Regions from separate parts of the Homo sapiens genome. Here region 1 is linked to region 2. Evidence: chromatin loops called from intact Hi-C (ENCODE). Cell type or tissue: OCI-LY7. All regions are shown on one strand. Links, peaks and the distances in the headings refer to the core of each region. The heading gives the core; the rest is flanking DNA.

Region 1 (10,870 bases), core at 932-8,931, 200 kb after region 2:
ACTCTAATATCTTTCAAGTAATGGCTTCACAACTGCAAAATCAGTTTTGGCCATTTTAGCATTTGAAAGGTGTTACTATTCAGTACATTTGTTTTTTAGGCATCTAGTTCAGTGCCTTATATTCAGTGTATTGTCATCTCTATCAGTGCAAGAACAGTAGTAGATGAGGTGTAAAAAGCAAACAGCAGCCTTAAAAATAGAACATAGTTATTAATATGTTTTTGCAGAGATCTTAAACATTGTCAGCACAATATTTTCTCTTTTGGGAGTCTCAGTTTTGATTTTATCTAGGCGTTTATGTTTTCTTTATTCTACAAATACAGGTTTTTGTGTGTGTATTTCCAGTTTTCTAAGACTGTATAATAGCAATTATATTCTTTAATAACAAGGGCTTTCTCTTCTATAACAACTTCCTTATTTTGAGTTTCACTTTTTCATGTTAAAATAATTTCATAATTGGGCTGGGCACAGTGGCTCACCCCTGTAATCCCAGCACTTTGGGAGGCTGAGGTGGGTGGATCATGAGGTCAGGAGTTCAAGACCAGCCTGGCCAACATGGTGAAACTCCATCTCTGCTAAAAATACAAAAAATAGCTGAGCATGGTGGTGGGTACCTGTAATCACAGGTACTCGGGAGGCTGAGGCAGGAGAAACATTTGAACCTGGAGGCGGAGGTTGCAGTGAGTCGAGACCTCGCCACTGCACTCCAGCTTGGGCAACAGGGCAAGACTCTGTCTCAAAAAAAAAAAGATAAATCCATAATTGTTTTTCAAAACACACATTTGTGTTTTGAGGCAAAGTAATGAGGCAAATATAAGGAGGTAAAGTATGTTTTGTGAGGGTACAATATTTGTTAAGGGACAATATTCTAAGTCAGTTTTTAGTTTTCAGTCATTTTTCATACATTCAAGTAATGACTGCTATTTTATCAGTTTCAGCATTACAACATTAACATTTACTAATCACCTTTAATGGCAAACCATGAACAATCTAGTTCATTAAACTTAGATATTACTACTCAAAACAACTATTTTATGAAAAATCTTTTTTGGTAACTGATATAAGTAAATACAAAAATTCATAGAACCTGATTCTTTCATGATAAATACTAGACTTACAAATTTACAAACTTGTATAAATGAATAATATTTCATATATTAGGTCTTGAAGATCAGAATACTTTTATTTAAAATAAACTTCCAGTCTTTTTCTGAATTTTTTCTTGTTTTAAGTGCTTCATATGTTAGGTAGTGTTTAGTCTTTATCCAAAAATATTAGTAAAATAAAACATTTACTTGATTTTTTAAAATGATGCAACTATATTAAAAACTAAAACTGACCGGGTTTGATTTCTGGTCCTTTTAGTAATAGCTGTGCAAATCTGGGCAACTCTTAACCTCTCTCTATCTCAGTTTCATTATCTATAAATGTAGGGATAATTGTAGCTATTTCACAAGATTATTATGCCTGTTAATATAAGAAATTGTAGGTTTATATCCTCTGACTAATAGTAAGTGGCTTAGTAGATACTAGTTAAATGAATGAATAGGTATATAAGTAGATAAACCAAGGAAGGGAAAAACAGACCCGGAAAGAATAAGCAAAAGAAGAAAAAGAGAACTCTCAGTCTTAGGTGGAGAAGGTCAGGTAATTGTAACACATGATGAACTAGAAAATGTAAGCATATACTGTCTCAATGTATAAAATGTAGTTTTTATTATTTTGATTATTCTTAGGCAGAAAAGGCTGGCATGGTTCATTTGTTGGATTTCCTAGGTATGATTTTCCTCACAATGATTTGGGCCATTTGTCCTCGAGATAGCTTGGCACTTTTGTGCCAGTGGATACAGTCTAAATTGCAGGAGGTAAGTCTGAGACAATAACTTGAATTGATCATAGCCTCTGGTGAAGATATTTTAATACTACTGTAAAGCAGCAAATCCAGAGATGTTTTTACATTTTACTATGAAATATGGGTACGAATTTTTAGTGTCTTATGTTTTCTCGTTTTTAGGGGATATTCTTATATATGAATATTTAAATTAAGGAATACTACATCTCTCAAATGATGGGTATGGAGAGTTAGAAGGGCTTGGCAACTTTTGGCTAATAAAATTTTTGAAAATATATTTATTGGTTTTACAGAGAGAAAACCCAGCCACTGACCCTTCCTTTCGTAGTAACTGAATGACTCCCAAATTCAGCTGTCCCTTGGTATACAGGACTTCTTGTGGATACCAAAATCTGAGTATGCTCAAGTCCTTGATAAAAAATGGCATGGTATTGGCCGGGCGCCGTGGCTCATGCCTGTAATCTCAGCACTTTGGGAGGCCAAGGTGGGTGGATCACGAAGTCAGGAGATTGAGACCATCCTGGCTAACGTGGTGAAACCCTGTCTCTACTAAAAATACAAAAAAATTAGCCTGGCGTTGTGGCGGGCGCCTGTAGTCTCAGCTACTTGGGAGGCTGAGGCAGGAGAATGGCGTGAACCCAGGAGGCAGAGCTTGCTGTGAGCCGAGATTGCGCCACTGCACTCCAGCCTGGGCGACAGAGTGAGACTACATCTCAAAAAAAAATAAAAATAAAAATAAAAGCATGGTGTTTGCATGTAACTATGCACATCCTCTCATATACTTTAAATCATCTCTAGATTACTTGTAATTCAATGTAAATGCTATGTAAATAGTTATTTTACTATATATATTTTTAAGTTGTAGTTTTTTAAATTGTTTTTTCGTAGATATTTTCTATCCAAATTGGTTGAATCTACCAGGTGCATAATCCACAGATATAGAGAGCCAACTGTATTTGGGTTTTAATGCGGCACTGTTAAAACCTCTGAACTTTAATGGGCACAGAATTGGCTAAAGCTACTTTGCCATCCTTCCTTGCTTTTCACTCTGTTAAAATATCATTGCTTTGAAAATGCTGAAAGGAAAGTCTTACTAGGTGTTTGTTAACTTTTGTTTTTAGTGCTTATGTATAATAATCATCTCAAAAATGTATTGAGTGCCTCATTTTGTCCAAAACACTGTAATACTGAAAGTAGGTCTTGCAATCTTTATAACTACTTTGTTAACCATAATTTTTTTGTTTTACATCTTTCTTTGAATATTTCCTCTTGTCCCAGGAGGTTTGGTTATTTAGGAACAATCTGTTATTTGTTTATTTAATGATTTGTGGAGTTCCCATCAGAGTGCCATCTGGGTGCTGTTTAAATCTAATGTGCAAAATTCTATGAGACAAATTGTTTTTGAGATTGGATAACTAAGTCTATTATTCAGTATTAACATGTCATTTGGCTTCATTTATATTGAAGTAAAGGTTCTTAAAGAGAAAATAAAAGATTGGTTATTCCTTAGGTTGTAGGATCTCATATTTTGAATTTTGTTTCTGTCACTGACCCGCCAGGAAATTAAAAGAATTAATGTGGTTATTTTCCTGATCTATCTATAGATTGCTTTTTTTTATAATGGAATCAGCACAGTTGGTCATAAGAAAGATAACATTTATCTATTTCTTTCTTGAAATACTTGATAAATTCTGCCACTTCACTGTAATTCGTCAATGAAAATAAAGTAGGAATGATTCTATTTGAATTATTTTTTCCTAAATCAAGGCCCCTCAATAATTTTGGTGACGAGGAGATGTTTCTCTCTAGAAAGTTGCTCACTGTGATTGGAGAGCAGAGAGGAATGTTGATAGTGAAGTCATTAGGGTGTGGGAATTGCTGAGGTTCATCTGTTGTGAGGACCGAATGACACATTTAAAGCAGGATTTCTCAATCTCAGCACTACTCACACTTTGGACTGGATAATTCTTTGTTGTGGGGGAGTTGTCCTGTGCACTGTAGGATGTTTAGTAGCATTTCTGACCCCCATTCCCTAGATGTCAGTAGCTCTCCCTCCTCTCAGTTATGACAGTAATAAATATTTCCAAACATTTGTAAATGTCCCTGGAGGACAAAATCACACTAGGTTTAGAATCATTAATTTAAAGCACTTAGCACAGTACCTGGCACAAATCAGGGCTCAATAAATATGAGCTGTTATTTTTGTTCATTTAATCCCCTCTGCAGCTCTGTGAGCTTGGAACTGTTACTAGCTTCATTTTACATATGATACTACTGGGTTTAGCAGGGTTAAACAATTAGCTCAGGGTTAACAATAAGTTAACAGTATTTGGACTTGAACTTAAGTTTCTCTCTTTTTAAAGCCACAGTTTTAAATCCTTATGTTATCAATAGACTTGACGGGGGCACATGCAGCCTGCTCATGGGGAGTGAAGGCATTATATGATATACATCATTGACCTAAAACAGACTGATTGAAAAGGAAGGAAGTCATTTGTAATGGTCACATACTGTATATCAGATTTATTATATTATTTCAGGCCATCACAGACATGTGGCTACCTTTGAAAGATTGCTTCCCCAATTAATAGCTCTTTTCTCAAAAGTCCTGCCTATTGATTCATCTCCTACAAAGTTTTAGTACTTACTGAAAATTAGAATTTAACTGGAAAGCATTCACATAAATACAAGTAATTAGGAAAATTAAAGTTACTGTATCTATGTGTGTTTTTTATTGAAGTCAGAAGAAAATTTCATTTTCCCAACTAATCAATACTTAGAAAAGAAAAAGGAAATTAAGATAATTTATCAAAGAAAGAGCATTCTGCTATATGGTTAATTTTTTTACTGAAATAAATTGTCTAGTAGTGTCATTGGATATTATATGCCTACGTTTTCTTGATTTTCTTTTAAAACTCAAGGTCAAAATATTCCTTGACCATATTAAAAAGCCTTCATCAATAAGCTTTCTTAGTGAATCCTGTACTCAGTAGGTGGAGACTATAATTGGAAAAATAGAAGTAAATTCCTTATACTACAGACTGTCAAGAAATTTATAGGCATGACTTATATCCTTATCATTTTTTAAAGTATTTCTAATCAGGGAAATAAAGGCTGTGTTTATATTTTATATCATGGAGTTATTTTAATGTTAGTAGACAGTATAGGAATTTTATCCTAGATACTCCATGAAACTGTTTTTTAAAAATCTCTCTGTGTTACTCCTTTTTTCGTGAAATAAATTGTCTTAATGGAGCTTTTCTGTCATTTCTTCTTAGTATATGTTTAATAGACCATACAGCAGAAAATTGGAGGCCGAAGCTGACAAAATTGGACTACTGCTTGCTGCAAAGGTAAAGTGTTTAGTAGTTGAGAATACATAATGCCCTTCCCAGGCTGAAAGATAAACGTGTGTTATTTTAATGAGGCTTGGCATAAGCAGAGAATGAGAGTTGGACTGTATTAGCCCTTTATGTAATTTCTGTTAATCTAGAAATTTGAAGATTATGGACCTTGAAAGAATGTATAACTGAAGAGTCTCAATTCCCTTCTATATTTGAAGCTGTATTATGCCTTAGACAGAATCCATAAGATTATAGTAATTATCAGGTTCTATTAAAAGAAAGTCAGTTCTTGATTGGAAATAATTTTTTGCGTGTATAAATTTTTTGATCATAGACATGAAACATACAAATTGAAATTTTAAAACATTTGGTTATGTAATGTGTCATCCCCTCTGGCCTTTTAACATTTGTCCCTCTGGAAAGCTAATGCTATCTCTTTATTTTACTCCAGTACTCCAATATTTTACCCCTTGCTTCTCTGATCTAAGGAGGCTTTTTGAGTAAACAGGTTGATAGGTAGTTGTTTTCCCCCACTTGAAGATAGGTTGATCCTGTTGTAGCTATGATCTTGGCTAAGCAAACTGATTTTCTACCATTTAAATAAACAGTAGACGAACAGACATTTAGGTTATTTTTGTTGTAGCAGATGGCTTTTTTTTTTTTTTTTTGCTAGCCATAGAGAGCAGCTCTGGGCCTTTACTTTTATTTAAGTTGACTTTGTTCCTGTCTACTTAACAGGGCACCTGGCAGCTATTTTTAATCACCTGTGATAACTGAGTGTTATTAGTAGCATTTAAGATTAGAAGTAAAACTGCATTTTAAAAAAATGAGTGAAAGCAATGCCACTTCACATATTAAATTCAAGTTTTAATTGATCCTTTGTTATGTTTCTGGTAGTTATTAAAACTATTAATCATTTTATTTGAACCTCTCATAAGTTTTATGGATTTAATTTCATAAATCAAGGTATTACTCCTTCACAAAAGCAAAATCAGTTCTTTGAATGTTAAATAAATGTGATTAAGTGAATTATCAGACTGCGTGCACTAAGAAGTTCCCACATAAGGGGGCCACAGATTGGCTGTATTAAGAATTTCCTAATTTTCATGTACTCCAGTCTGTCAGATTTTCCCTATATGTTAAGTGTGTTCTGTGTTCTGGTTAGGAAATCTTTGTTTATCTCAGTAAGTTATTCCTGCTTTATTTCTAATAAACTTTACTATTTTTAAAATATATAATATGAGGAAGAGGGCAACATCTTTTTTTTCCCCTATGGATAGCTAATAGACTCAGCACTGTTTATGGAAAAAAGTCACCTTTTTTTCACCAGACTTCAGTGTCTCTTTGTCATAAAGGTGGGAGTATATCTGGGGTCTCTTTCTAGACACACTATTCTGTTCCATTGGCTTGTTTATGTTTCAGCCAGTACCATATTATCACTATAACTTTGTAGTAAGTGTTGATACCTGAAGCTTCTGTCCTCCAGTGTTGTTCTGCAGAATTGATTTGACTCTTCTTGGATCTTTGCATTTCTATATACATTTTAGAAATAGCTTATTAAATTATACATACATAGAAAAACACATGGGGTTTTGATTGGAATTGCATTGCATTTATACATGAATTTGGGGACACTTGACTAGTGTCTGTAGTATTGATTCTTCCCATCCATAAATATGATATATTTTCCAGTTTGTTTAGATGTTTAATTTTTCTCGATGTTTTGAAATTTTTTTGTATGTAGGAATTACACATCTTTTGTTAGATTTATTGCTAAGTGTTTGATGTCATGATAAATAGTGTCATTTTTAAAGTAAATTGCTTGTATATAAAAATACAATTGATTTTATAATTGACCTTGTACCCAGCAACCTTTATTTCTTCCTTTCCAATCTGTATACAGTTGACTCTTGAACAGCATGTTTTTGAGCTGTGTAGATCCACTTATACATAGGATTTTTTTCAATAAATATATTGGAAGGTTTTTTGGAAATGTGCAACAATTTGAAAAAACTCACAGGTGAACCATGTAGCTTAGAAATATTGAAAAAATTAAGAAAAGGATATGTCATGAATGCATAAAATACATGTAGATATTAGTCTTTTATAATTTTTTACCATAAAACACAAATCGGTTATGAAAATTTATCAAAACGTGTGCCTACACAGACCATACATGGTGCCATTTGCAGTTGAGAGAAATGTAAACAAACAGAAAGATGCAGTATTAAATCATAACTGCATAGAATTAACTGTGGTACCTATGGTACTACTCTTATAGTTTTGTATTCACTTCCTGTTGCTAATGCAGTGATCTCAAATATTGTGAATATCTACTTAAAACACCAGAAGACACTAATCATCTCCATGTGAGCAGCTTTCTCTCCAGTAAATTGAGTATCTTAGTAAATGGTCTCTTGCAGTTCTTGCATATTTTTCATTGTGTTTAGTGCAATACTGTAAACACCTTGAGTAATACCATGAGACCCATATGAGTTGCTGCTAGTGATACTGGAAATGTTCCCAGGAAGTAAACTCATGATATTACAAGAAAAAGTTGAGTTGCTTGATATATACTGTAGATTGAGGTCTGCAGCTGTGGTTGCCTGCCATTTCAACATAAACGAATCCAGAATAAGGACCGTTGAAAAAAGGAAAAGAAAATTTGTGAAGTCATAGCTGCAACTCTACCAGCAAGCATGAAAACCTTGCACTTTTTGCAAAAGACTTTTATCTTGTATAGAAGATGCACCTTTTATGTGGGTGCAGGATTGCCATAAGAAAGGCCTATCTATAGACTCTAATATGATTCAAGAAAAAGCAAAGTCATTATATTACAACTTAAAAGGAAGATGAAAGATCTAAAGCTGGAGAATTTAATGCCAGCGAAGGATGGTTTGATAGTTTTAGAGATTTGGCTTAAAAATGTCAAGATAACAGGAGAAGCAGCTTCTGCTGACCAAGAGGCAGCAGATGCATTCCCAGATGCTTTAAGAAAATCGTTAAGGAGAAAGAATAGCTGCCGGAACAGGTTTTTAATGCAGATGAAAGTGTGCTATTCTGGAAAAAAGATAATGCCATAAAGGACATTTATTAATGAGCATCAAGATTTAAGGCAGAAGGGATATGCTAACTCTACTGTTTTGCGGAAATGGAGTTGGATTTGTAAGTACTTTCCTTATCTATAAAGCTGGTAACCCCTGAGCCTCTAAGGAAAAAGATAATACCAGCTGCCAGTCTTTTGGTTGTAAAGCAAAAAGGCCTGCTACACAATGAGAACGCTTTTTCTGGATTGGTTCCATCCATGCTTTGTTCCTAAAGTTAAGAATTATCTTGCCAGTAAAGGCTGCCAGTTCTTTTTTTCTTTTTTTGAGATGGAGTCTCGCTCTGTCACCCAGGCTGGAGTGCAGTGGTGTGATCTCGGCTCACTGCAAGCTCTGCCTCCCAGCTTCACACCATTCTCCTGCCTCAGCCTCCCGAGTAGCTGGAATTACAGGCACCCACCACCATGCCCGGCTAATTTTTTGTGTTTTTAGTAGAGATGGGGTTTCACCGTGTTAGCCAGGATGGTCTCGATCTCCTGACCTCGTGATCCGCCCTCCTTGGCCTCCCAAAGTGCTGGGATTACAGGTGTGAGCCACTGCGCCCGGCCAGGACTGCCAGTTCTTTTTACATTCTCAATTCCTCTGGTCACCTGGAACCCCATGAGTTCAACACTGAAGGCGTCCAAATGGTCTACTTGCCCCCAAACACAACATTCCTAGTTGAGTCTCAGATCAGAGGGCCATAAGGACCTTTAAGGCTCAGTACAACAGGGTACTTTAGGGAAAGGTTGTTACTGCTATTGAAGAGAACCCCGATAGAACATTATGAAAGTCTGTAAGGTTTACACCACTGAAGATTCCATCATTGTTATAGAAAAAGCCATGAAAGCCACCAAGCCTGAAATAATAAATTGTTGATGAAGCAAACTATCCAGATGTTGTGCGTGACCACACAGAGCCAGTCAAGGAAATGATGAAAAGATTATGGATATGGCAAAAAAGGTGGGGAGTGAAGGGTTTCAATATACAGATCTTAGAGAAATTCAAGAGCTAATAGAAACACCTTATCAGGGGAATTAACCGTGGATGACTTGATGGAGATGAGTGCTTCCAAAATGGTGCCAGGTAGAAAAGACATAGTAGTGCCAGAAAACAAATTGACATTAGACAATCTAGCAGAAGGATTCTGATTATTCAAGACTACTTTTGACTTATTTTACAACAGAAATTACAAAGTATCTCCATTAAGTTACACTGATTATGCCTGCCTTTCCTGTCTCCCGTTCTACCTCTGCCACCCCTGGAACTGCAAGACCAACTCTCCTCTTCCTTCTCAGTCTACTCAGTGTGAAGATAAGGATGGAGACATTTATGATGATCCACTTCCACTTAATGAATAGTAAATATATTTTCTCTTCCTTATGGTTTTCTTAATAACATTTTCCTTTCTCTAGCTTATTTTATTGTAAGAATACAGTATATAATACATATAACATACAAAACATGTTAATTTACTGTGTTACTGGCAAGGTCAACAGTAGGCTATTAGTAGTTAGGTTTTGGGGGAGTCAAATGTTACATGTGGATTTTTGACTGCACAGAGGGGTCAGTGCCCTTAACCTCCATGTTGTTCAAGGGTCAACTGTACTTTTTAATTTTTGCTTTATTGCAATAGCCAAAAACTTTAGTACAAAGTTGGTGATGGGCAACTTTGTATCTCCCTGATCTTAGGGGCAAGAAAGCATTCAGTATTTCACCATTATGATGTTTGTTGTAAGCTTTTTATAGATACTTTTTTATCAAATGAAAGAGTTTCTCTTCCATTTCTAATATCCTAAGATTTAAAAAAATTATGTATATATATTAAATTTTATCAAATGCATTTTCTGCACTTTTTCTTCAACTTTAAAGTTCCAGGGTACATGTGCAGATGTGCAGGTTTGTTACATTAATAAATATGTGTCACAGTGGTTTGCTGCACAGATCAACTCATCACCTAGGTATTAAGCCCAGCATCCATTAGCTATTCTTCCTGATGTTCTCCTTCCCCCTGCATTTTCTGCCTGTATTGAGATGATTATATGATTTTTCTCCTTTAATCTGTTATTGGGCAAATTACATTAATTTTTTTTAAAGTTAAGTTGCATTTTTGGGGAAATATACCTAATTTTGTCAATTATCCCTTAATATATTGCTAGAATTGGTTTAATGCTTAGTTTAGAATGTTTATCCTATGTTCAAAGGAGATAGTCGCCTAGAATTTTCTTTTCTTGTAATGTCCTGTCAGGTTTTGGAATCAAAGTTATGCTGGCCTCATAAAATTGATCAGGGAAGTGTTCTTCATTTTCTCTTCTCCAGAAGAGTTTTTGTAAGATTAGCTATATTTATTTTTTAAACGTTTGGAGAATTCCTGGGTAAAGCCATATGGGCCTGAAGATTTCTTCATGAGTTTGTCTTTAATTATGGATTCAGTCTCTTTAATAGATATAGAACTATTCAGATTTTTCTATTTCTTGTTTCAGTTTTTGTAGTTTTTCTAGGAATTTTTGTTTAATTTTCAAAATCATTGGCATGAAGTTGTTTTAATATACTCTTATTATATTTTAATGTCTGAAGGATACCTGTTATTT
Region 2 (10,870 bases), core at 1,677-9,676:
TGTGTACTATACATACAGACGCATATATAATATATAATATATAGTATATATACACATTATATGCAATACATTATACAGTATATGTACATATATGTACATATACTGTATAATATATAATATGTGCAATATTATATTATATATTATTATATATTATATCATTTATTAATATATCATTTTATGTGAAATGCATAATATATTAATATATGTAATTCATATTATATATTACATATAGTATGTAATTTAGATTATATATTACATATAATATGTAATTTTGATTATATATTACATATAATATGTAATTTTGATTATATATTACATATAATATGTAATTTTGATTATATATTACATATATGTAATTTATATTATATAATCATATATTATTATATTATAGTGCATGACATATTATATAATTATGTATTATTATATGTTATATATAATTACAGGTTTTCTGTTATATATTATAATATATAATGATCATATATAATATGTAATATGTAATAGTTATATATTGCATTTATAATAATCTATTATTGTGTACCCAATAATCTATCATTGTATATATTATATATTAAGTATACATTATAATATCTTATTGTACATAAATTATATGTTACATATATAATGATATTTTATTGTATATGAAATATTGTATATATGATACATAATATAAATGTATGTAAAATAAGTATTATATACATAATAAATATTATCATGTATAGTATGTATAATAATTTGTTATCACATATTTAATAATATATTATACTTATGTATATAATACACACACTATATATATTTATATATATCTGGCACACAGTGGATGCTCAATATCCTATTGGTATCTGTAAGTATGCCTCAAAAACTCTACTTTTTACATTGTTTCCTCCCTCAGTACTGTGCTTATAGAATGTGTGTCTATCTACTTTGTGCAACTACACATTCCTTGTGTTTTTTATGAGTGTTGTGGGAGAGGACAGATGAATAATGTACGTTGAGTATCTGCCATAGACCAGGCTTAAGTGAGATGCTTTTCATACAGTATTTCGTGGCTCCTTCCCCAAACTCTGTAAGGAGACATTGAATCCCCATCACAGGGTGATGAAAGTCCAAGGACCTTGGACCATGTGTGATGCCATATTCTCTGCATCATATTTGTGCATCGTAGTGTAGGGACCGAGGTCAAAGCAATTGTTCAGTAAATATAGGAGAATTCTCCCTTGGATTCTTTTTTTTTTTTTTTTTTTGAGACGGAGTCTCGCTGTGTCACCCAGGCTGGAGTGCAGTGGCAGGATCTCAGCTCACTGCAAGCTCCGCCTCCTGGGTTCAGGCCATTCTCCTGCCTCAGCCTCCCGAGTAGCTGGGACTACAGGCGCCCGCCACCACACCCGGCTAATTTTTTGTATTTTTAGTAGAGACGAGGTTTCACCGTGTTAGCCAGGATGGTCTCGATCTCCTGACCTCGTGATCCGCCCGCCTCGGCCTCCCAAAGTGCTGGGATTGCAGGCATGAGCCACCGCTCCCGACTCTCCCTTGGATTCTTGAGGCCCCTTCCTGGAGTCTAATGCTCACTAAGGCTCGGTATTTGTGAGCAAGCACTTTGGAGTCAAATACTTTGGCTCTTCCACCTTCCAGCTCTCAGACTTTTGACAAGTTCTTAACCACTATGTGCCTCAGTTTAAATCAATTGTAAAATGGAAATCATGATAACATCTACCTCATATTATATTTGTTTTCAGAATAAAATGAAATAGTATATGTAAATTATTTTGTATAGTGCCTAGCATATAGTAAGTGCTCAATAAATGTCCCCTGAGTGGCACTACTGGAAAGATTCAGGAAGCTGCCTATCCAGCGTGGTAGGTCTAAGCCTCAGCAGCCTGCAGAAACTTGGGTGCTGTTGTTCACGGGAAGTGAAGCCCATTTTTAGCTGTGACAGTCTCACAGTTGACAAAGGAATGGTATTCATTTCCTTCAAAAGTTGTTTTGTTCTCTTTCCAAGGCTTTAGGGCAAATACTGGCTCAATAGGAAGCTCTCCGAAGGGTGAGTCAACAGTCACTCATTCTAAAAGGTGATTCACATGCCAGAGTGTGCAGTCCACAAATGTTATGGGGGTGGTACCTCTTGGGGAGAGACTGACAATGCCCTTAAATGAGTTGTTTATGATCACAAGCTGCTCATGAACAGACATGAGAACAGATGTGCCAATTAATTTCTCATATCCCCTCCACACTCCTTCACAAAGGGCACAACTCTTTCTCAAAAAGATGCTAAACTTGAGAATGACTAGCATCATTTCTCCCAAACCCCAGGCCTTTTCAAAACTTGGGCTCACCGAGAGTCAGAGGTAGAGCTGGAGATTTGGATGTTTCAAAGATTTGTGCATTCATATTGAGGTAAAATGAGAAAATTCTTGAAAAGCTGCCTGGAGGGGGATTTTGGAGTCTTGGGGGATTTCAGTGGATTGATGGCCTTGCTCCTGAATTTTTACTTGATGACAAACATTTTGTCAAAATCCAAAATTATTAATCTAATATTTTTCTGTTTGTTTCTTCCAGTAGACTGTGCACACCTCAGGGATACCAAATCTTACTTTGTATCTGTAACAGGTATGTTTGTGAAGTCCAGCATTAGCAATGTGTCAAAATGCCTGAGTCTGAATCTGAGCTTTAGGCAAGTTATTTAATCTCTCAGTGCCCCAATTTCCTCATCTATAATATGGAGACTCCAAATAATACCTACCTGGTAGGGTTACTGTGAACATTAATTGATCTGATGCATTGCCACTCAAAGTGGGATCCAAGACCAAAACAGGTCTACAAACTGTTAGCTGTCCCCTGACAGTTACCTACAGGAAGTAAGAGTAACCTCTGTAGCCGTTGCATTTTACCACAGTAGTTTCATTATATTTTACAAATATATTGGACAGTAGTAGATCATAAAACAATTTTTTAACTAGTTCTTCATCATTATTTGAGACCCACTAGTAATGTATCTCTTCTAATATAGATGTGTTCCAGCATCTGCTTATTAAAATGTATATTGTTTTATTATAAATACACTCCTCTAGCTTCTTCTTCATGATTTTTCCTTCATGGTTGTCTTTGAGCTTGGTGCGTCAGTAGTATGATTTCTATTTCTGGATTTTTTTTTTCTTTTCTTTTTTGAGATGGAGTCTCACTCTGTCGCCAGGCTGAAGTGCAGTGGCACAATCTCGGCTCACTGCAACCTCTGCCTCCTGGGTTTGAGCAATTCTCATGCCTCAGCCTCCTGAGTATCTGGGATTACAGGCATGCACCACCACATCCAGCTAATTTTTGTATTTTTAGGAGAGATGGGGTTTGATCATGTTGGCCAGGATGGTCTCGATCTCCTGACCTTGTGATCCACCCACCTCAGCCTCCCAAAGTGCTGGGATTGCAGGGATAAGCCACCACGCCTGGCCTATTTCAGGATTTTTAAAGGAGATACGTATAATGTGTATTACTACAAGTGGGTGTTATAGAGTTGACAAGCACTAATGAAGAGTTTTATTTAATGTAAGGGCTTGGATTTGATTCTAGGATGGAGTAAGAGTGCTATAGTGTTCTAAGTGAAAAACCGGGGAGCATGATGTGAGAGGGGCTTCTAAGAAATTTCATCCTCTGGCAATCTGATGGGTGATAGGATCTCCTTCTGGGTTCCAGGAAAGCTCCCTTGATGAGGTCCTGGTTGAAAGCATCCTTTCCCACCTAATAGGGAACTCCATATCGTAGAGTATGGATTTTGCTCAAAATTAACTTATGAAATATTGGACCAGAGCAAATATTTAACCAGTGAAACTGTCATAAAAGTTACTGTTTTCCAAGTCTGCTAGTTCAAAAGCATTTAAGGGGGTGCAATTTTCTCTTCTGTGTAATGAGAGATTTATAATAGATGAATAATAGTGTGGTATAGCAGAAATAATAAAGGCTTTGGAATCAGACATAACAGTGTTTTTGTTTTTTGTTTTTCTCTACCACCTATTGACCAGCAAGTAACTTAACCTCTGGGCCTCAGATTCCTCACCTGTAAAATGGGGAAAATGACACTTCACCTTGTGGGCTCTTGTGAGAGTGAACATGATAATGCAATGTGTCCCTGACATATAGTATTTCAAGCATTGTTAGCTGCTATCCCCTGTCCTTATGTTTTCATGAAGGCATTTCTGTAAAGTAAATTAAACATGGCTGTAATTTTTTTACTATTCCTGTCACTGACTAGTGGAGTCTAATTCTCCACCCCTTGAGTCTGAGCTAATGTTAGTGACTTGCTTGACCAACAGAATGTAATAGAAATCATGTTCTGGGACTTACAAAGCCAGCTTGTAAGAAACCTTGTAGCTTTCATCTGGGCCTCTAGAAAAATTAGCTATGGGGGAAGTCAGCTGCCACATAAAAAAAAAAAATCTGATTAGTCTAAGTCTTTCATGCTGTGAAGAAGCCCAAGCTAGAAAAGTAGGGAGGCCAATGGGAGAAGAGATGCCCTGGCACACCAGCCATCCCAGCCCACATACCAGGCACAAGTGAAGAAGTATTCAGAAAACTCCAGAGCCAGCCACCATCTCTGACTATAATTGTATGAAAGACCCTGAGTGAGAACCACCCAGCTAAACAGAACTGTGAGAGAAAATTGTACTCTGTCTAGGTAACCACTGGTTTAGGAATGGTTTGTAAAGCAGCAGTAGAAAGCCAGGGCATTCTGCTAGAATAAAATTTTTGGTCCTCCTGCCTCTTGCTAACTAATTAGTGATGGATGGTTTCACAATAGTTTAGCCTCCATTAGTCTACAATCCCATATCGGCTGGGGTTAAGGTATTCAAACTGGTGCTCCCACATGGCCCACCCTTCCTTCCCATTTTGTGACCTGTGAGCTTTCTCTTCCTTCTGCTCTGTGAGGCAGGTGGTTGTTTCTTGGGGGAGGGCTGCTTGCCCAGCTGTGTCTAGGTAGCTAAGTATGAAGAAGCCAATTTTGCTTCAGGGTGAGGCTACTTTTGTCAGTCTAAATCTGGTGTGTTTATCTTCTCTTTGACTCAACTGGTTCAGAACCAGTGGGGAGTATTGAGACTGGCACCTCAGGGAGACCCCCAAGCTTCCAGCTCTGACATACAGCAAAGTAAATGGTCGAGTGTTAAGCCGATTCCTAACTTGCCCTATGCCCTTGCTTATAAGCAATTCTTGCCCATATTGCTAATAATGTGTTTAATTTCCTCAAATTTACAAATGACCTAAAAGAATTAGAGTCATGGTTAGTAAGTTTGCTGGTTTCTCTTGACACTTTCGATGAATGGCTTATATTAAGCACATTACAAAGAGTAAGACAAAAACTTTCCACCAAAGCCAAGTTGGTAAACAAAGCCCCATAGACTGCCATCATAACCTGTACAAAACTCAAACACAACTTCTGATTTCCTTGGTCAGCCTGAAGCCGACAATGTGCATCTGCTCTATTGAATTCTGTTGGGCCTTTATTATTTCTTTCAGTTACCGCTGTGCTACTTCCAATTATTCTTGCTGTTCAGGACAAAAAAAAGAATGAAAATTCTGTTAAGGTTACAGATATGGCATTTTCTGCCTATTTTGTATGATAATTGCATTTCCTTAATTTATTCATCCACTCAGTAAATTTTGAATGCAGAATTTAAAATAATAGCAGCATTATTCATACTAGCCAAAAAATGAAAACAACCCAAATGTCCATCAACTGAAGAATGGGTAAACAAAATGTAATACAATTGAGTATTATTTGGCAACAAAAAGGAATGAAGTACTCAACATGGATGAACCTTGAAAACATGATGCTAAGTGAAAGAAGTTACAAAGCACTACATATTATATGATTCCATTTACATGAACTATCCAGAATAGGAAAATCTAGGAAGACAGAAAGTTGACTAGCGGTTGCCAGAGGTTGAGAAGAAGGAAAGGAGTGACAGCTGATGAGGTTTCTTTTTGGGGTGAAACTGATGTTCTAAAATTAGATGATGGTGATGGTTACACAAGTCTGTGAATATGATTTTTTTAAAGTTGATTTGTATGCCTTAAAGGGTGAAAGTTATGGTATATGAACTATATATTAATAAAGTTGTGATGAAAAAATAAGACCTTTATTTGGGACATAACTGAAAAAATAGGAAGAATGTTGATGGCCTAATAATATTAAAAGACAAAAAATAGGTGTTGTGAACTGAATGTTTGCATCCTCCCAACATTCCTATGTTGAAGTCCCCTAATGTGATGGTATTAGCAGATGGGGCCTTTGGAAGGTGATTGAGTTTAAATTAAGTCATGAGACTGGGCCCCTCATGATGGGATTAGTGCCCTTATAAGAAGAGCAAGAAAGTGACACCTCTCTCTCCACAAGCACACACTGAGGAAAGGCCATGTAAGGACACCACAAGCAGGCACCATCTATGAGGCAGGAAGCAGGCTCTCACCAGACAGTGAATCTGCCAGCACCTTGATCTCGGACATTCCAGCCTTCAGAACTGTGAGAAGTAAGTCTGTTGTTTAAGCCACCCAGTCTGTGGTATCTTGTCATAGCAGCCTGAGCTGACTCTAACAGCAGGATACAAAATTCAATATAACCATAACTATGTAATACAAATGTACAGGACAAAAAATACATCTAAAAAAGGCTCAAAGTGTTAACACTATTCTCTCTGAGTGATCAAAATACTTTTTTTTTAACTTCTGTTTTTAAAGTGCTTGTAAAACACCAAATAGTAGCTCACGTTGACTGGCCTCTTCCTCCACACCAGGATCTCAGTTGGTCCTCACAACTATCCTATGAGGCAGGAACTGAGCTCTACATGCCTGTATTTTACATATTGGAAAAGTGAGACCCAGAGAGGCTAGGTAATTTGTTAAAGATCGCACAGCTACACATGACAGAGTATATATTCAGACTTCAGTCTGTCGGACTCTACAACTTGCACTTTTTAAGTGCCAACAGCAACAAACTTTATATTCTTCCTTTCCCTCGCCCCAAATTTACATTCCAAACATGTTATGCTACTGTAAAATCTTAACCGTTATTTGTGTATTCATATTTTGATACTGAAGGGAGGAGAATAAGCCTACTGGGGTGGCTCAAAAGCTTAGGCTGGCCTGAGAGAGTAAATTGTCACTTTGAGAATATGAATGAATTATTAAAGCCCACTTAGTAACTTGTTTCATCCAAGGGCCTCCTTCATCCTTTCCAGCTTTTGTTTATTTTATTTTATTTTTCTTTTAAAAGCCAGCCAAATTTAGCAGTGGATGGGGGCTGTATACCAACTTTAGTGACATTAATGTTAGTAAGTTCTGCTAACCCACAATCATCAACCTTTTGTTTATTTTAAAAACACCTTCTCGGCCAGGCGCGGTGGCTCATGCCTATAATCCCAGCACTTTGGGAGGCTGAGGCGGGTGGACCACTGGAGGTCAGGAGTTCAAGATCAGCCTGGCCAAACTGGTGAAACCCCATCTCTACTAAAAATACAAAAATTAGCTGGGCATGGTGGCTGGTGCCTGTAATCCCAGCTACTCAGGAGGCTGAGGCAGGAGAACTGCTTGAACCCGGGAGGCAGAGGTTGCCGTGAGCCTAGATCCCACCATTGCACTCCAGCCTGGGCGACAAAGCAAGACTCGGCCTCAAAAAAAAAAAAAAAAAAAAAAAAAAAGAAAAGAAAAGAAAAAGAAAAGAAAACCTTGTCAATGGCTGAACTGTGGAATCACAGAACCCCAAGGCTGGTAAGACCTCAAAAGCCATCAAGCCCAGTTCCCAATGTGATGGTACATCCTGAAACCCCACCCCCCCATCAAGGAACACCCTAACGATTACTCAAATACAGCTCCATGAGCAAGAGCTGCCCTCAACACCATGATCCCAGCATGGCCCAGCTCTTGGCTGCATCTGTGTTCTCACTTTGAGAGAATTTACTACCACCAAATTATCTGCAGAGAAAAATAGAGCAAATAGACTGTTGTCCTTACTTTTCCCTCATGGAAAAGGAATTTTAATGTGCTGCAACAAGTTGCTTGTCCAACACATTCAAGATAAGTCAGTGTCTAACTATGGCAGGAAGTGTCACCGATGCTCTGCCAAGAAGCACCTAGTGCCAGGCCAGGCTGCCTCTGACCAGGAGCTTCTTCCCGACGTTCCTCCTGCTCCAATCTTCCATATCTCAGCAAACGGCACCTGCATCCCTCGCACTGCTCAAGCTGAAAACCTAGGAGTTATTCCTGTTGCCTCCCTCTTCCTCACCCCCACAGCCAATCTGTCACCAAAGCCTGTTGATTATACCTCCAAAATATATCTCAATTTCATCTAGTTCTCTCCATTGCCACTACCCATGTCCAAACACTGTTGTTTCCCATCTGGACCCCTGCTCTCCCCACTTTCACAATAGTCTCCCCGAAACACACACACACACACACACACACACACACACACCACAGTCTATTAGCCATCCAATACCCAAAGTGATCTTTGAGAAAAGTATACTAGATATGCCACTCTTCTGCTTAAAGCCCCATAAATAGCTTTCCATTGCACCAAGAATATCATTAAAAATCCTCCCTGGTGATTCCTAGGGCCCCTGTGATCTGGCCTCAGCCTACCTCCTGGCTTCATCTCACACCACTCTCCAGCTCATTCATTGTATTCTAGCCTTGGTGGCCAGCTTTCAATGTCTGCCTGCCTTGGGGCTCCCACGATACCATCCTGGAATATTCTCCCTGCACTGTCCTATCTTGCCATCCGCCCCCACAATCTTGCTATGACTAGTTCCCATTCCTCCTCCAGGCATCAGCTTAAATGTTTCTTCCTCAGAGAGGTCTTCTATGACTTTATATTAGCTCCCTGTGAAGGCCAGGGCTCTTCTCTTGCAGATATCAGAAACCCAATTCTAATTGATTTAGTTAAATAATAGTCTTCCAATTAAATAAATAAACACAAGAAAATTTATTGACCCATGGAACTGAAAAGTGTAGAATTCTTGCTTTAGGCACATGGAACCAGAGCTCAAATGATGTCATCAGAACTGGATTCGGCTCCATCTCTTCATGCAAGCTTATATTCAAGAAATATTTATTATCTATTATACACCAGGCACTCTTTTAGGTACTGGGGATACATCAGGGAAGAAAAAAAAATCCTTGCCTTCAGGGAGCTGTCATTCTAGCAAGGGAAGAGGCACACACACACACACACACTAAAGATAGTAAATAAGTAAAGTATAAACCTATATTAGAAAATGTCCCTGCTGTGAAAAAAAAAAAAAAAAAAAAAAGAATAAGATAAGGCAGATTAGGAGTGCCAAAAGTTGGGAAGCAGGTCTTGCCATTTTAAGTAGAGAAGTCATGATAGACCTCTATAAGAAGGTGACATTTGAGGAAAGATTTGAAGGAGGCGAGGGAATGAGCCCTGTGAATATCTGAAATGGACAATTTTTAGGCTGAAGGAACGACCGATGAAAATCCCTACCCAACAGCATGTCTGCCTTCCTGAGGCCAGGAAGGGAGCAGATGTGGCTGGAGTGGAGTAAGCAAGGGAGGAGGGAGGATGGAAGGAAGGGACAGGTAGCAAAGGCCTAATCCCACAGGGCCTAGCAAGCCATTGCAGGGGTTTGAGCAGAGGAGTTGAAAAATCTGGCTTACATCCTAAAAGAGTCATTATTCAACGTGCGCTGAGCAAAGATTTCAGTGGAGGGCAAGAGAAGAAGCAGAGAAGCCAGTTAGGTGGCTACTGCCGTCATCCAGTGAAAGTGGCTTGGACCGCCATGAAAGAAGTAAAGGTGGTGAGAAGGGGCTGGATTCTAAATGCAACTTTGACAGATTGGATGTAGGGTATGCTAGAATGCCCAGGATAAAGACTTCAGTTCCCAAGCCTCCCTGAAGCTAGGTGGAGACACCTAATTCTAAATTTTGGCTCATGGGACATAAACAGAAGTAGGTGGGCAATTTCTCAGAGGGAAGAGGCATGCCCTCCTCCCCACCCCTCACCTCTGTCTTGCTGGTTGACATTCAGCTGTTACACTGGCAGCCATCGTGGGTCATGCCAAGGAGGACAACACCTTAATGAACCACACAGTGACCCATGGAGGAACTGTCACACTAGCCCTGGTCTGCTAATGCATGGCTTGTTACATGAGAAAGACATTTCTACCCTATTTAAGTCATTTTCCTTAGGTCTCTGTAAGAGAAGTCAAATGTTTATCGTACCTAAAATAATGGCCATACAGTGTTCTTCATCTCATCAGTTACATCAGGGCTTTACCTTGCAATCTGATGGTTTAGATCAACACAAGGGGGATATTTTGATGGCAGAAATTAAATCATTTAGAAATTGCTATAAGAAAGTAAGAAGTGTTAATATCTTTTCATAATGCACTATTTGGTTCACAAAATATTTTTAACTGCCTTATTTTATGTAATTCTTGAAGCAACATAGCAAATGAAGCATTATTCTCCACTCTCCTGTGACTACCCAGTGGGTCAGGACCATATCTTCAGTTCAGGGCCTGGCATTCAAGGGTGTTACATTATTAATAAACGAATGAGCAAATGCTTGGATAAGTGGAAAGTGTGATTCCCCATTTTCAGGATGCTAAAAACAGTTCAATGGAGTTAAGCGGCTTGATCCAGGAAATACAGTTTGTAGGTGGTGAAGACAAACAGCTATGTCCTCTGAGTTGACATTTCGCTTTGGATTTTACCAAAAATGAAAGGAGGCAAGAGAAAGACGGAAGAAAGGAGAGAGAAAGCTAAGGGGGAACTAAAGAAAAAGAAAAGAGTTAGTAAGCAGAGAGCTTGCCATTTTTCTGGGATATATCATTTGAAGGGAAGGAAACAAGTGCACACAGGATTTCCTCAC

The links. A loop is a pair of places that touch in the nucleus more often than their neighbours do. Peaks named below come from ENCODE experiments on the same cell type or tissue, not always from the same donor. Only the 100,000 strongest peaks of a DNase experiment are listed, where the experiment ranks them.
Region 1: a loop joins it to region 2, with 4 times the contacts of the local background. A loop is called at or near these places in 2 of 110 quality-filtered maps.

The regions. Positions count from the first base shown.
Region 1 is chr1:58,521,596-58,532,465 of GRCh38, reverse strand. It overlaps OMA1 (OMA1 zinc metallopeptidase), which reads left to right. Exons shown (of 9, transcript NM_145243.5): 6 at 1,737-1,865; 7 at 5,131-5,205. It also overlaps a transcript of DAB1 not described here. Among named protein-coding and RNA genes, the nearest start is that of OMA1, 20 kb to the left of the region's middle. In OCI-LY7, for the core only: no CTCF peak of the experiment used is centred there; no DNase peak of the experiment used is centred there; H3K4me3 peaks cover 555 bases; H3K27ac peaks cover 1,184 bases.
Region 2 is chr1:58,718,749-58,729,618 of GRCh38, reverse strand. All of the region lies in intron 5 of LOC112268263 (a long non-coding RNA gene), which reads right to left. Among named protein-coding and RNA genes, the nearest start is that of MYSM1, 24 kb to the right of the region's middle. RefSeq lists an enhancer at 1,570-2,769 and a silencer at 2,731-2,780. In OCI-LY7, for the core only: no CTCF peak of the experiment used is centred there; DNase peaks (open chromatin) are centred at 2,838, 4,938 and 6,438; H3K4me3 peaks cover 2,056 bases; H3K27ac peaks cover 4,533 bases.